3 separate regions of the Homo sapiens genome follow, and regions 1 and 2 are each linked to region 3. Evidence: chromatin loops called from intact Hi-C (ENCODE). Cell type or tissue: chondrocyte. All regions are shown on one strand.

Evidence for each region. Peaks named below come from ENCODE experiments on the same cell type or tissue, not always from the same donor. Only the 100,000 strongest peaks of a DNase experiment are listed, where the experiment ranks them.
Region 1: a loop joins it to region 3, with 6 times the contacts of the local background. A loop is called at or near these places in 60 of 110 quality-filtered maps.
Region 2: a loop joins it to region 3, with 2.7 times the contacts of the local background. A loop is called at or near these places in 3 of 110 quality-filtered maps.

What each region holds. Positions count from the first base shown.
Region 1 is chr1:103,513,240-103,518,239 of GRCh38, forward strand. All of the region lies in intron 1 of RNPC3-DT (RNPC3 divergent transcript), which reads right to left. Among named protein-coding and RNA genes, the nearest start is that of RNPC3-DT, 9.8 kb to the right of the region's middle. In chondrocyte, a CTCF peak has its summit at 1,879; no DNase peak of the experiment used is centred here.
Region 2 is chr1:103,255,128-103,260,127 of GRCh38, forward strand. No RefSeq gene overlaps it. Among named protein-coding and RNA genes, the nearest start is that of COL11A1, 150 kb to the left of the region's middle. In chondrocyte, no CTCF peak of the experiment used is centred here; no DNase peak of the experiment used is centred here.
Region 3 is chr1:103,103,647-103,108,646 of GRCh38, forward strand. It overlaps COL11A1 (collagen type XI alpha 1 chain), which reads right to left and starts at 4,876. Exons shown (of 67, transcript NM_001854.4): 1 at 4,427-4,876. The coding sequence starts at 4,532. In chondrocyte, CTCF peaks have their summits at 2,870 (motif pointing right), 3,098 and 4,402; a DNase peak (open chromatin) is centred at 3,485.

The DNA.
Region 1 (5,000 bases), 410 kb after region 3:
CCAGCCTGGGCAACAGAGCAAGATTCTGTCAAAAAAAAAAAAAAAAAAAAAAAAAAAAACTCAGCCTAAAACCTCCTTAAGCTGATAAGCAACTTCAGCAAAGTCTCAGGATACAAAATCAATGTGAAAAAATCACAAGCATTCCTATACAACAATAATAGACAAGCAGAGGGCCAAATCATGAGTGAACACCCATTCCTAATTACTACAAAGAGAATACAATACCTGGGAATACAACTTACAAGGGACATGAAGGACCTGTTCAAGGAGAAATACAAACCACTGCTCAAGGAAATAAGAGAGGACACAAACAAATGGAAAATAATTCCATGTTCCTGGATAGGAAGAGTCAATATAGTGAAAATGGCCATACTGCCCAAAGTAATTTATAGATTCAATGCTATTCCCATCAAGCTACCATTGACTTTCTTCACAGAATTAGAAAAAAAACCACTTAAATTTCATATGGAACCAAAAAAAGGGCCCGCACAGCCAAGATAGTCATTTTTCATAATAAGAAGACATACTAAAGTATGAATGTTTGTATTCTGCCCAAAATTCTTATGTTGAAATCTTACCTCCCAAGGTGATAGATAATATTGGGAGATGTGGCCTTTGGTGTGGTGATTAAGTCATGAGTGGATTAATGGTCTTATGAAAGAGGCCCTAGAGAGCTGCCTTGACCCTCCTACCATGTGATGACATAGTGAGAAGGCATCATCTTTGAATCAGGAAATGGTGGAACTCAGCAGACACTGAGTCTGCTTGTGCCTCAATCTTGGACTTCTAAGGCTCCAGAACTGTGAGAAATAAATTTCTGTTGTTTATTAGCTACTAGTTCATGGTATTTTGTTATACCAGTCCAAATGGACTAAGACAAGAGGAAAAGAGGGAAAAAGTATTTTAGCAGTTGTAAGAAAAGTAACCACATTTCTTTCTTTTAACCTATAATATGACGCATCAAGGCACAGAAAAAAAGGATATCAAAAAATAGTTAATTTTTAGGTCTATTTTATTCAGTAGCTAACTTCCTAAAAGAAAATAATGATTCTTTCTAAATATTGCTGTACTAAAAACAATCAGCACCATATTAAAGGTACTATTATTTATATTTGTTTACATGCCCACAATTTTAATGTATTTTGGTAAATTTAACTTGCCAAAGCATATATATACATTTAACCAATTCTAAGAAATTTATATTTATGAAGATAATTGTAATAATTCAATAAGATGATCATTTACAGATTGATTATCTAATTTGTAGGTTCCTTAACACTCTTTTTTGTTCCTTTACACCAGGAGCCTTTTGATAATTTTGCTAAACATAGGTGAAGCTGGACAGGTACAATAGCATTGAGCCTAACAGTTTCTTTTTCCAAGATGGTACATTGAGAGTTTAAAATAATCAAAAGGGACATATACTTCACATTGATATAGGGTGGCTAGTAATCAGAAAAAAAGACAAAGTTCTTGCTCAAAAAGGGTAGCTTATGTCTTAGACAAAATCAAAACATATTTGGAACCAGCAGGTAAAAGGTATGATTTTGAAAGACTTGGGAAACATCTGTTGATAAAGAATACATTAAGAGACCTTTTTAAACATTGCTTTTTAAATAGAAACGTGTGAATATACTAACAAAGGGTCAATGGCATGACAGTAATGCTAAAATGCATCACTATACAAAAGAGCTCCCCAGGAAGGTAGAGTACCTAATGAAATGAAAAAAAGAATAAAATATGGAAAATTATTATTGATAAGTAAATGTTTATCATCCTACCAGTCTACAAAAACACATACATGACATTTTCCCCTATTTAGGGCTACTCTTCAGTTTCTGGTCTTAAAACATTTTGCCTTGGCTGGGACAAACTTGCCATCTAGTGACAATGACTGGTAATTACAGAATATGAAAATAGGCCCAGTGCACTCAAACATACATGCATGCATGATCTCAAAACTGAAACCAGCTTTTTATAAAAAAGTTCAAAGAATATTTATAGAGTACACATTACAAACTGTGGCTTGAAGATAAAGTGATGGATAAAAATTAATATGGCTCCCAAAAGTTGAACGAAGAAGACAGATATTATTCAAATAATCACCAATTAAATGTTAAAATAACAAATATAACAACTTCTACAGCACTCTGTGCCACATTAATTAATGTAATACTCATAAGCCTATGAGATATACATATCATTATCTCTATTATATATTTGAACATTGAAAAAGACAGATTAAGTAACTTCTCCTAGGTCACATAACAGAGCAGGTATATAAATCTCAGATATTTTGCCTCTCAAGTCTATGATTTAGCCACTTCTGAATATAAAACTAAAAGTGTAATAGTGTGGCAAACACAAGCAAGGTAAATACATGATTGGAAAACTTTCATTCATTCATTTATTCATCTGTTTATTCACTCATTCAACAACTACTTATTGCATACCTATAACGTGCCAGGTACTACTTTTGGCAGGTGAACAAAGTAGCAAACATGACAAAAACTCTTACCTCATAGAGCTTCTAACAAACAAATGCACGTGCACACACACACACACATTAGTATATATTTTGGGGCTGTTATTTTACAAGAAATTAATAAGGCAAGGTTAAGTTATTAGTGTTGGTTAGGTGAGGAGAAATGCTATTTCCAGAGATGGCATGAAAGTCCTCTCTGAGGAAAGCACATCTGAATAAAAACTGAGTAAACATGAGGGATATGAGCATCTGGAAGAGGAATGTTAGAGAGATAAAGGACATTTGAAAAGATTCGGTTTTTTATTTTATACCCCCACTCCCACTGCTGCAAGAATGACTAATGGGGGGTGCTCATGAAGCAGAGAAGTAGGACATAAGATGATAGAAGTACCAAGAAGGGCTTTATATGACAAGAGAAAGACTGTAGGTCTTATTCCAACTGTGATGGGAAGCCAATAAAAGGTTGCAAACAGGAAAGTAATCTGATGTAATTTATGTTTTTAAAAATCACATGAGTTAGTGTGAGGAAAATACACTGTAGAGTGCCTAGAATAGAAGCGAGGAAACTAATCAAGAGGCTATTGGAACATTCCAGGTAAGAGAAAATGATGAAGACATATGATGAAATCTAAAAGTCAACCAAATCACATTTTCCAATAATTATAATAAAAGGGAAATTGTATGTGTCATAACAAGCCAAAGAGTTTTCTGAAAATCAAATGAAAGGTCACATTTAGATGAGAATCAAGAAAATCATTAGGGGTGTGGCCTATGCAGCATATTTGAGTATAGAAAGACAAAAATATGTGGGTGTCTTTAAGAAAGTATAGTTTAGCTTCCATGTAGCATAAGGTGAATGTAAGGGTGAAACATAAAGAGTCAACTAAATGGAGGGACTTAAAGGATTCCGGAGATAAAAATTAGGCTCTGCTTTATTTTATTTCTTTTCTCTACTTTCTTAAGCAGCTTTCAGCCCTATAACAACTCAGTTACATACTGGTTTTCATCTACTGTGATATATGTCTTTTTAATACCTTTGAGAGTGTTGGGCACAGAAAATGTTATTCAGGCATGACTAATAAATTGCTCAAAGACCACCAGACTATGACACATCTATGGTCTGACAAAGGTAAGTTTATCATTTTGCAGCAGTAAAAAAAGACTACACAATTGATGGGGCATTTTGCCAAAACAGATGAAGGAAGAGCCAGCATTCTGATTCATTTAAGAGTAAGGTGGGGTTTAAATAAAATTTAAATGAACAGTTCTTTGATAGGCTGAAAGAATAGCCTGGCTGTATTAGCATAAAGCCTGGACTAAGAAGTGGGTATAGGGTTCTGTTTCCTTGAAATCTACAAAGTTAAGATGACTGTGGAATCTTGTATCTGAAAAACATTATCTGAAGCTTTGCACCTGGGTGGAAAATTGAGGCTGCTTCTCTGTGTCAAAGTACCCACATAGCTTAGCTCTTCAGGCAATAGTGGGGTGTTCCTGTCTCACTAACATAATTTCAAAAAGCAAAATTTCTGACAGTTTGTAATTTTTACAGAACAAAGTTTTTCAATGCTGTCACTGGAGTTAATTGACAAAAGAAATCATTTCATACTTTTACACCACTATAGCTTTTAGTATATTTTATTAAAGTTTAATTTTAATACCTTGGTTTTGATATGAGTCAGGAGCATCCCTCTCTTGTGACTGAATAAGGGGGAGATCAGAGGTACTTAGAGAGTTAAGTGAGGGAAAAATTGTCATTTTGTTCAGGCCACTTGTAAGTTAGTCCTAAGAAGTTTGAGATTTCCTGGAAAATAATTGACATCTAGACCAGCAAATCACTGTAGGTGGTAGCTGGACTCTATGTGTATAGGGCCATACCCAAGAGGTTTATCTGTTGGGGTGAATGACTCAGAGGGGTTAGAGGCAGGAACTGAAGAAGAATCGTAAGAGGTCAACCAGCAAGTATATTACTGATATCATGAGACTATATGGCATAAATGCTGCAGGGCCCTCAAAAGGACAACTAAGGTGACCCATATATTTGGTTGCCTGCCTTGATAGGACATCAACAGCAAAGAGAGAACTACTTTTCCCAGTGGATTCTAAAGCAGAAAGAAAAAGAGATGAAGAAAATGAAAGAAAAGACTACGTCACCTTCCCCACCATAGGTTCCCTGAGCTTAGAGAAGGGTGTATATTTAGAAGTGAGATTAGTATTAAAAACTGAACTGAAAGTGAATCTTAATTATAAATAATAGATTGTTTTTAAAATCAAAATAAATAGGAATGCTAAGGGTGACTGCAGAGAAGGGAGATCCAATAAAGCATGTTGAAATTGTAAAATAGTTTGTTTTGTTTTCTGATTTTCTTTTGGTAGCCCCATTAGGTCCAGCTAATTCAACCTTTCAGCATCTGTATGTAGATGCTTTTATTTCTATAAGATAGATTTGAAAAGCAGAATTACTGGATCAAAAAGTATGGTAACATTTATCCAAATAAATATGAAGATTTACTTTTCT
Region 2 (5,000 bases), 150 kb after region 3:
CCATTATATTCACAATCATGCTAATCTCTCCCTCTACCTGTCCCACCCTATTATATTTAATGCTAATAACAGTTGTATGTCCTTCCTTATCCACAAAAATATGCAAACAAATATACTTGTACCTAGAGGATTCTGATACTGTTCCCAGATATAAAAAATATGTTACACATATATATGCAACTTGTATTTCTCACTTAGCAATACATCATGGACATTGCTCTGGGATATGTTTCTGCTTTTAAAATAAAAAAATACATAAAATATCCATATCCTGTTTTCTGTAAGAATTATATGCAGTCCTGGCTTTTAAATAGTTAAATCTGAAGATTCTCCCCAGATGTGGCACTTTTTTATTACATGCAACGCCAGCTAACTTCATATGGGAAAGTCCAAATTAAATCTCTATTTCGGATATTCTGAAAACAATGTCCCTTCCATCTTGCAAATATTCTATTGAAAATAATAAGTTTCCATAAACCAGATGAGCTAATTCTTGGTGGTGCTTCCTCAAACTCTTAAGCTCTTCCAAACCACCCTTTCCTAATTTCAAGAAAGAAAATTCCTTTAGTTTATATTCTTATAAATGGCAGGGCCTGAATTTTCTTTGTATTAGCTTTAGCTCCCTGTAAAGTGACAGAAAGATAGAGAATTTTATGAAGAAATCTTACTGGGGAACTGTATTAGAATATATACATATAAATAGGTCTTGAGGGAGAGACTAGGAGATGTTCCATAGTGTCTACTACTTGACCAATTATAGAATAATAAATCACAAATTAAGGTTTATTTTGCTCTTGAGCCAATCATGTTAGACTGCTGAAAAGAAGCTTCTGTTTAGTCTTTGGACAAAAATATAAATGAGTGGGCACATGCATGTGTGTAAACATGTGTTATAATGCATCTACTGAAATGTCCTTCTTAAAACAGATAGGTAGGTCATCCAAGCCAGTCCAGATTTAGAGATCATTTAGTATCATTAGAAATGAAACTGCCAAAGTATGAGTAATGGTAATGGAACATCACTGCTGAATTGGAATAAATAAAATTCACACAATTATAAATCCTTTATTTTATGAGGCATTTTTACTTTGAGATTCTTCATGAATCTGAAAAACAAGAGGAATAGTTTCCAGTTGAGAAAAGATTTGACCACATTTCTTTCCTTACTAGAGCTAAGAATCTGTGTTAGCCGTGCTCTTACGGTTTGAAGGAACAATGAAGCACTTCAGGTAACTCAAATAATGGAAGTTATAGTACAGGGATATATGTAGAAATATGACAAACAAATATTTCAGCCATGGGTAGAGGCTTCACAGAACCCAAGAAAAGCTCAACAACTAGGCCTGTTGAGAAAAGTAATTACAGTATAGTAATGATATACGATATATGGTAAATATAGTGTAATTAGTCCTACCACAAAAAGAAAAAAAGAAAGAAAGAAAGAAAAGAAAAATCATTCAGGTTGAAGGTCAAGATTCATTACAGTTTTTGCACAACCTCTTGAAATTCCTTCAAGCACAGGAGTTGGCTTTATATCTAACATAGTATCACATGTTGGTGACTCAGCTTCTCTCTCCTTCTTTCTGATTTTTTTAAAATCTGTGCTTTGACTCTGTTCTTATGACCAATTTGATGACTTTCCCCTATCTCACTCTAAGCTCCATTTTGCATTCTAAAGATTGGTTGGGTGATCACCATTATTTTTCTTTGAACACACAGTCTTGGAATCATGCAGCCTCATGTATTAGTGAACAGATTAGATTCTACTGTACGGGTGGCCATATCTGCTCCAAATTGCTAGGGTCAGAATTATAATAGCATAATTCAGACATGGTCACATATGTCAACAGAACTACCTAAAGATATTTTATCATCAGGGGCATATGGTGAGAGCAATTTTAGTTAAGGGGGACAAGAAGTAATAGATGCCTAGTGTCATGTGTATAGGGAAATGCGTAATTACATTTTTATATTTGAAAATGAGATTCTCATGTATAAGCTACTACTTAAAGGCATGGATGTGTTAACACACACACGGGAACACATGCCCACATGCATGCTGCAATACATCTGAATAGGCTTTACAATTCATTTACCATCTTCAATTGTTTTGATTTCAAGATGAGAAGCCTATAGGGAATGAATAACAAGTATTAGAGGAAAATAATCAGAGTATTATTGAATGAAGTTAGTAGCAAATTTTAACTAGAAGAAAGCAGTTATTAGCAGTGACATAATAGATACGTTGCCAAGATAAATAATTCTAGTTTGGACTTAAGAAAAAATTAGTTCTAAGCACCCATCTTAATAGAGACAAACAATATGTAGACCAGTTCTTATTATAGGCAAATTTTTAAAGTTTAGAAAATAATTATCTACACATTTGTTAATTATGCGATCTTTAGGAAGCTTATAAAACAAACTTTTAATGGCAGATTTTTATGTTTAATCGATACAATCTCAGCAAATAATAAAATGTTTATATTGATGTGTATCTACAGTTCACGGAGCTCTTTCATTTGTCTTTCATGAAAACACTGAGATAAAGTCAGGGCAGAGCATGCACAGAGACTTTGTAGTTTCATCTTTAAGTCCACTATTCTTGAAACTAAGAAAGTGCTCAATAAATGTTTGGTAAATTGATGATAATAAAGAGGCCTGGAAGGAGAAAGAATTTAGTAAAGTCATATGAGTGGTAAAACCAGAAATGAAGCTTCTGTTTTCAAACATATGCTTTCTACCTTATTACTTTTCCCTATTCTAAATGCTCATAATAATCCCTAATTATAATTCATAATGGATTTTATAGTAAAATGTTAGAGCAGAGTTTAAGCAAATTAGATATTATAGTATTAAAAAAGATGTTTTACATGAATCAGTTTATGAATATGATATTTAAATGTACCTAAATGTAGTTCAATTGAAACTCCCTATTAGTAGTAAATTATCAAGTGGGATTAAAATGACAGATACAGACACTAGCTGCATTTTTTAATATGGCCATAATCGCATTCTATTTTACATGAGCCTCCAATTCAGATGGTAGCTCTGCAGTGGAAAAACTGATTTCATTATAGGAAGGCCTCAGGGTAAAAAAGCAGTGTATATTCAAAAACTGATGTCTTTTTAAGTAAAAGAAACATTAAAAACACCATCATATTAAACAATGTTTCTAAAGGTAAATAATGCATTTGAAGGAACAGTTTATGTTTTTTACTCTCGGATTTGTATTATTTTAAAAAAAGAGGATTACATATTATTGTTTCATAGTTAAAAACTGTAAAGAACTCATGAAAAGTCCATAGGTGGTTTAAATACAAATCCCTTGTCAGTGTTTCTTAAAGTGTGGCCCGGGTATTTCCACCAGAATCACAGCAATATCTTGCTAATATGAATATTCCTGGGCCCCACCACAACCCTATTCGTTTAGAATGTCTGGGAATGGGGTGGAGAAATCTGAATTATAGACAAATTATCCAGAGGATCCTTATATATGCCAAATTTAAGCCTGGTTGATTTTTCAGACACCTGTTTTACCTTCTCCAAATGTGAGATTGAAGATATTTCCTCTGCTAGAGCCAACCTCTTAGGGGACAAAATCAATGAGGCTAGAGAAAATCTTATAACATCACCTGTACACAAGTACTTATATGCCACCACAAAAATCATTGACCAATGTGTTTTACATATACAACAGTGCATCCCTACTTCTCTCAACTGGAAATTTCTTAGCAGTTAATAAGCTATTTTTGGAGAAACAAATTTTAGAAGAGTCAACTTCTTTTTATTTTTAAAATATCTAAAACAAATTGAAATATATTGGACATTTTTGAAAAGTGGCTGTCTCACGAAATTATTCATTACTTCTAAGTCTATATCAGAAGAAGTAAACACATAAGTATTATTGACTATAAAACAAAAAAGGTAAATCACACTTACATATATTATAAAATAACTTTCAATGTAATGATAAAGATGTGCAGAAAGCAATTTAGAAAATAGTATATAATTTTCTGAATTGTGTAAATATAAAGTAGATGATGGATTTTCAAAAATGTTATTGTTATGTGATATAGTGATGAGGGAATATAACTTTAAGCATTATATCTGTATTTTATTTACCAAATTCTCCACAATAAGCATGTAATGCCTTTGAGATAAAATGTTATTTTTATAAGTTATTTTGTATGCAATAGTAATAAAAGTCCAATTCCCTAATTAATTTTGCATTATAGATCCACTCAGTCATTATTTTTTAAAAATGTACTGAGCCCCAGTTTTTATGATTAGTTCTTGAATGGAGCAGTGAATAAGATAGCCATAGCTTACAGTCTAGTGGGAGAATATGGCAATTGAAAAAGCAACTAAGATTGTCTCTGATAGGTGACATAAGAGAAGATGTCCAGGAACATAAAAACACTGAACCTAGACAGAAAGAATTAAGGAATGCCTAATTCCCAATTGTGTGTGTCTGTGTTATTTAAGAGGGATTGAATGTGTATGAATAAGTAGGAGGGGGCAGGATATAAAAGCCAGTAATGTAATCAAGGCCTAGATAATGAAGAATCTTTCAAACCATGCTGATATACTTGAATTCTTTCTAAGTACAACAAGAATCAATTAAAAAGTATTAATTCTTAAAAAAAAATGGCAAGACCAGATTTGTATTTTTAAAAAGGAGTGCAACTCTGATATAAAAATTAACTGGAGAAGGCAAGACAAGAGTTAATGAGACTAGGGTTAGGAAACTGTTGTACTGTAGTATTCAGGTGAAAGGCCATCGTAGCTGAGACTAGCATCCCAGCAAAGAAAATTATGAATAAGAGTGGCACGATTTGCTAATTATTTCCATTTGAGAATAAAGGAAAGTGAATAGTTAGAATTATGTCTTTATTTCTGACTTTGGAAACTGAATAGATGCTAATGTTATTTAGAGAGGTGGACAACAAAGGAAAAAGAGTCATTTGGTCAGTAGAGGAGTGAGGGGAAGGTGAAAAGTT
Region 3 (5,000 bases):
CAGACTTCTGGAAATAAATATAGCGATAATATATCGAATTCTTTCTCTTTTACTTCCTTGTAATTTCACATATGGTAATTAAATTTGTAATAGTTGTTGATTGCACAACAGATATCATGGTAGTCCATTGAGAGTGAGTACTTCCCATAAATTAAATGTCAATTTTTTCCTGAGCTAAAAGGTACTTACATTAGTTTCAGGTGTTTTGACAATCCAAAATAAAACTTTAATTAGAACTTGCACTACTAAGTTCTCTCCTCTCATTCCATTGTCTCAGACTTCTATTATTTAAAATTCTTTTGATCACCATTACAGATCTTCACTCTACTCAGAAAAACCTTGAATATTACAAGAATATTTTTTATGAGGAAGAGTATTCAGCTGACAACTTTTTGTGTCTTAGTTTCCTCATTTATTGAGAAGGTAAGATTGATTAGCAATTTCTATAATTTCTAGTGCTAGCATTCTCTTTTAAAAATCTTATATAAACACCTTTTTTTAACCTTTTAAAAATTCAGCTTGTATTACACAGAGACTCTCAACCAAACTTGATTTAAATCCTTGTTATCATGAAATAGCCAGCATCTCACTAAATTAATCAGAGTGAAGAGAATTTATCCTAGGAAAAAGCAAATTTTTAGAAAAGAAAGGTGACTCTTTATACAATTTTCTTAGCTAGAAAGCCAACCCATAAATTTGAAAAGAGATGTTTGCTTTGCTGTATTTTAAGGATAACTTAACATGAACAACCATGTGGTTCTATTTTAGTCACAAATTGAAGAAAATAAAAAACCGAAAAAATATTAATTTTTTACCAATTATGTTATGCAAATACATTTCTCACTTTGCTACTGCATAACTTTGTTTAAAACTATACAAATACCTTTTAGAGAATAACTTCTATAAAGTATCCCCTCAGTTAAGTATTAATTATGAAGCAAATTGTCACTTTAAGATATTAAGAAACTTAATTTCAAAACTAATGGACAACTAGGTAAAAGAATCTGTGCCACCTAAACTGAAGCTATGTGTGTAAAGCATGCAGAAAGGTGTTTCTCTTTAGTCTATATTCTTTCTCTATTATAGTCCTGATCAATTTTGAATTTAAAAAACAAATGGAAAGACATAATATTAATGAGTTTAGCAAACACTGCATTTCTTATCAGAAGCATATCTGAGTTTCTGATTTCTGATTAAGGAACCAAATGGACAAATTCGATCTCTTTGCACTGTTGGACTAGCACATACTCTGGAAGCCAGGACCATTTCACCTGCTGATCCTGGGCACTCAAAACTACACTTCTTCAGGGCTCACTATCGATTCCTGACAAGCTTCCAAAGTTCCCAGTTTGATCAGCCTTTTACAAGATACAGTATTGGCTTAACTGCCAAAGGTTAAATGTAATTTTAATTAGTAAAAAGTGATTCAATTAGATTTTTTTTTTTTAGTGCTTCATTATAGCTAAGTCTAACTCTTACTTAAAACCCTTACATAAACTCATCTATCTTAAGATAATCATAGTGTGGTCACTATGAATTCCAGGTAAACCCCACCTCCTGTGAATAGTAAGTAATGGACTAACTGCCAAAGAATATCAATAAATCGCTGAGATACATCATTTACTTTAAAAATAAACATATATATGAAACATAAAATTGAAGTTAATGTAAATAAATATTTATAAAAATCACACTTAACCTTGTTATTCTAAATCACAGCAAGGATTGATTTTTAATGAGTATAATAAATATTTCCAAGTTATAGTTTGATTTTTCAAAGTAAAATAATATGACTAGGTATGAAGTCATAAATTTTCTTTAATCCATTCACTTCCAAGAAATTTCTCTATATTATTTTCTTTAGAGTCTAACTTTGTTTTGAACTCAGATGTTTTAAGGTTTTAATGTTTTAATTTTATATAAAAGTAGTATCTGTTTTAAATTATCTTTGTGCTTAATATCCAAATCTTATCACTGTACCTCAATGAAATCAATGTCATAGTATGATGCTGGGATATAATATCTTTATTTAGAAATTGGTATAAAATCTTACTTCAACCACAAATCTAAAGGTTATTATCAGAAGTGGACACTGGGTTTATTTTTCCCTTGTGTGGTGATTCAGGATTTGTAGCCAATGTTTTCTTTTTAAGCATTAATATACTATTATTCCCTTTTTGAAGTTAATTAAGGGATAAGAATGCCTACAAAAGTGGATTTATGTTAATATGTGGCCTCCCAGGAAAAATGAGCACTAAACAGCTTGATAAAACACATAACAAAATCTTAAAATATAAATATCTAAACTACCACTTAACTTTCAGGGCATTTCATGAAGAAGAAACCCAACAAAATCTAATCCTTATACTTTGCTATTTCTATCATTACTTGGCTTCATAAAAATAGGGAAAGTTGTTTTCCCACCATTTATTTGATGTGGTACTGGGATGCTGTTTAAAAGTGTTTCAGGTATGTTGCTAGACTGAAAATAGAAAATTTATGCATGAAAAGTACAGAAATTTGATATTAAAAAATATTCACATATCGCCACAGAAAGGCTCAATGTGGAAAATAAAAATAAATAGCTTCAGTAAAATAATCCCTGAATCCATGCAAAAGTGTCTCTCGGAGCTTGTATTTCATCCATCACCGAAGAAATTCTCAGTTCCTATAATTTTCAATAAATAGCTGCCATTACAATATTCTCATTTACATGCGTGTGTGACATGCTGAAAAAGAAATGGCATATCCATTTTTCCTTAATCAAAGGTCCTTTTCCAGTACCACTGTAGTTAAGAGGGACTTACAGAGGCCTCATGTCCCACGGTAGACGCAGGAATTCTAAATAATAAACAAAACCAGCAGAGGGCAGAACTGCTGACAGAATTGACCAATCCAACCGGTGACCAGGTACCAAAAGTAAAATACAAACTTTTTGATGGATTTCACTTTCAAAGACACTCTTATCTATCCTTGAAAATGTGGAAATGAATGAATCAACATAATTAATCAACATAATAACTCCTTTCAAAATTCAAATATAGTCCTAATAGGACTTTCACTGTATTTAGCAGGAAAAGTCACCCAAGGGAATAATCTAGCGCTGCCTGCTACTCGGGAAGCTGAAAGCCACTAAGCGTGTGGAAGGAATAACCTGGTCTCAGAGATCGGCCTCCGGGAGGGCTGACTCTCATTAGGGAGAGCTCAGATCTTGGCATCTAGACCCAGGGCCACACTCAAGTTTCTGCTAAAGCCTACGCATTTGGGCTTGACCATTTTTATCTCCCTTGACCCAACCTCGTCAGTCACCCTCCTTCCTATCCCCCAGCTTCTTTCTGCACTCCTCACAAAGCTTGCTTTCTACTCTAAGCTGTCTGGGCTCCCTGACCTCCAAAGGCTTTCGCCTGCCAGTCGATTCTAAGGCACCTAACGGACCGCTCCAGCCAGATGCCTTTTCGGGAAAGGGCGGGGGAAAGAGGGAGGGAGAAGGCGGAGGGGAGGAGTGAAGTCGCTCTCCCTCCGTGGGTACTGACAGGGTTGCAGACTTCCGAGCAGGTCTGGCCATTGAATATTTGGTGGTGCCACGTAGGAACTGTTCCTTACCTCTCTCCTCCCACCCTACCCACACCCCCTCCCCTTCCCTCCCAATCCCTAGTCCTCCGCCCCCACCCCATTTGCTTGGCGACTTTCATCATTCTCCAAGAGAACTGCACGTCCAACCTGCAAGAAGAAGCGGAGGGGTGGGGTGGGGGGAGTCACTGAAATTCAGGGGAAAGTGTTCTCCCTATCTTGAACCTATTCCTAATAATCTGCCAATTTTTGTCCACTTAAAATAGATTGACCCTCCCCCGCCCCCCAAACACACAGAGTGTTCCTAATCTTCTAGATTCACCCCCCTGGTTTCTCTTATATCCCCAAAACTAAAACAGCCTGCTTCTCACTTGGTTGCAGACAAAGAACTTTATCAAGGTTCATTTTATACCCTTTATATTTTCTCCTCAGCTCACCCTTAAAAAGATATTCCCATTAGTTAGAATCTGAAGAAACCAGATGTGTTCCAAGGGCAGTCTAAAGACTGTGCCTCAAACAAAAGCTTTGTATAACTGCCCTTGTGTTCAAGGTAATATTTTTCCTCTTTTCAAAGAGGCTGGAAAGTGGTGAAGGGCATTTTCAGCAGGCTCTCCTCCTGACAGATCTTTTTTTCCTGCTACCTACCTCGTCTCCCTTTATTGTCCCGCCTACATTCATCTCTTTCTCCAGTTTCCAATTCCAACCTGGTAGCAGCTACAATCTGGATTGTATTTAAGGGAATTGCTTTTTTTTTTTTTTCTTGAAGAGCGGGGAGGAAGGGTAAAGTGGGGGGAGGGGCGCAGAAGCAGTAGGACCGACGGCAATCTCCCACCTCCCCAAATCCATTTTTTCTTACCTCCTCTGACCTCTCTAGCTTGGAAGAGGAAGGTCAATGCGAGGGTTGTTACGGTGAAATCCCAGAGCCACCGTTTCGTTTTCCACCTAGAGGACCACGGCTCCATCTCCGAGCCCCGCACTCACAACTGTGAACTCAACCCACGAAATTGCGACTGCAGACCAACTTCGTCCTTTCCAAGGTATCGCCAGGGATGTTTGCTACACAGCCATTGGGGAGGGAGAGGGGGAAAAAGTCAAAGGGCTTTTTCTTCTAAATTTGATGGTTTGCGTTCTTCGTGTCTCTAGCCCTTTCCTCTCCCTCTGAGTTGGCCCCACCGGCCGGGACCCTCCGGCCGCGACCCTCTGATCCTTCCTCTGCCGGGCCCTGCCTTCAGAATGAAGGCAGATGAGGGGCTTCCACCAACAAGCTGAGAGTACTGTGTGCCCCTAAAGGCTTCATGCCGTCAGTGGGCTGGACGAGTGGCTCCGGGCAGCCCCCTCCTCCGCCCACTCCCCTCCCTGCTCCCAGCTCCCCCTCCCAGGGCGAAACTGACAAGCAGGCTGAGGGTCAGACCCAATCACACGACTCTGGG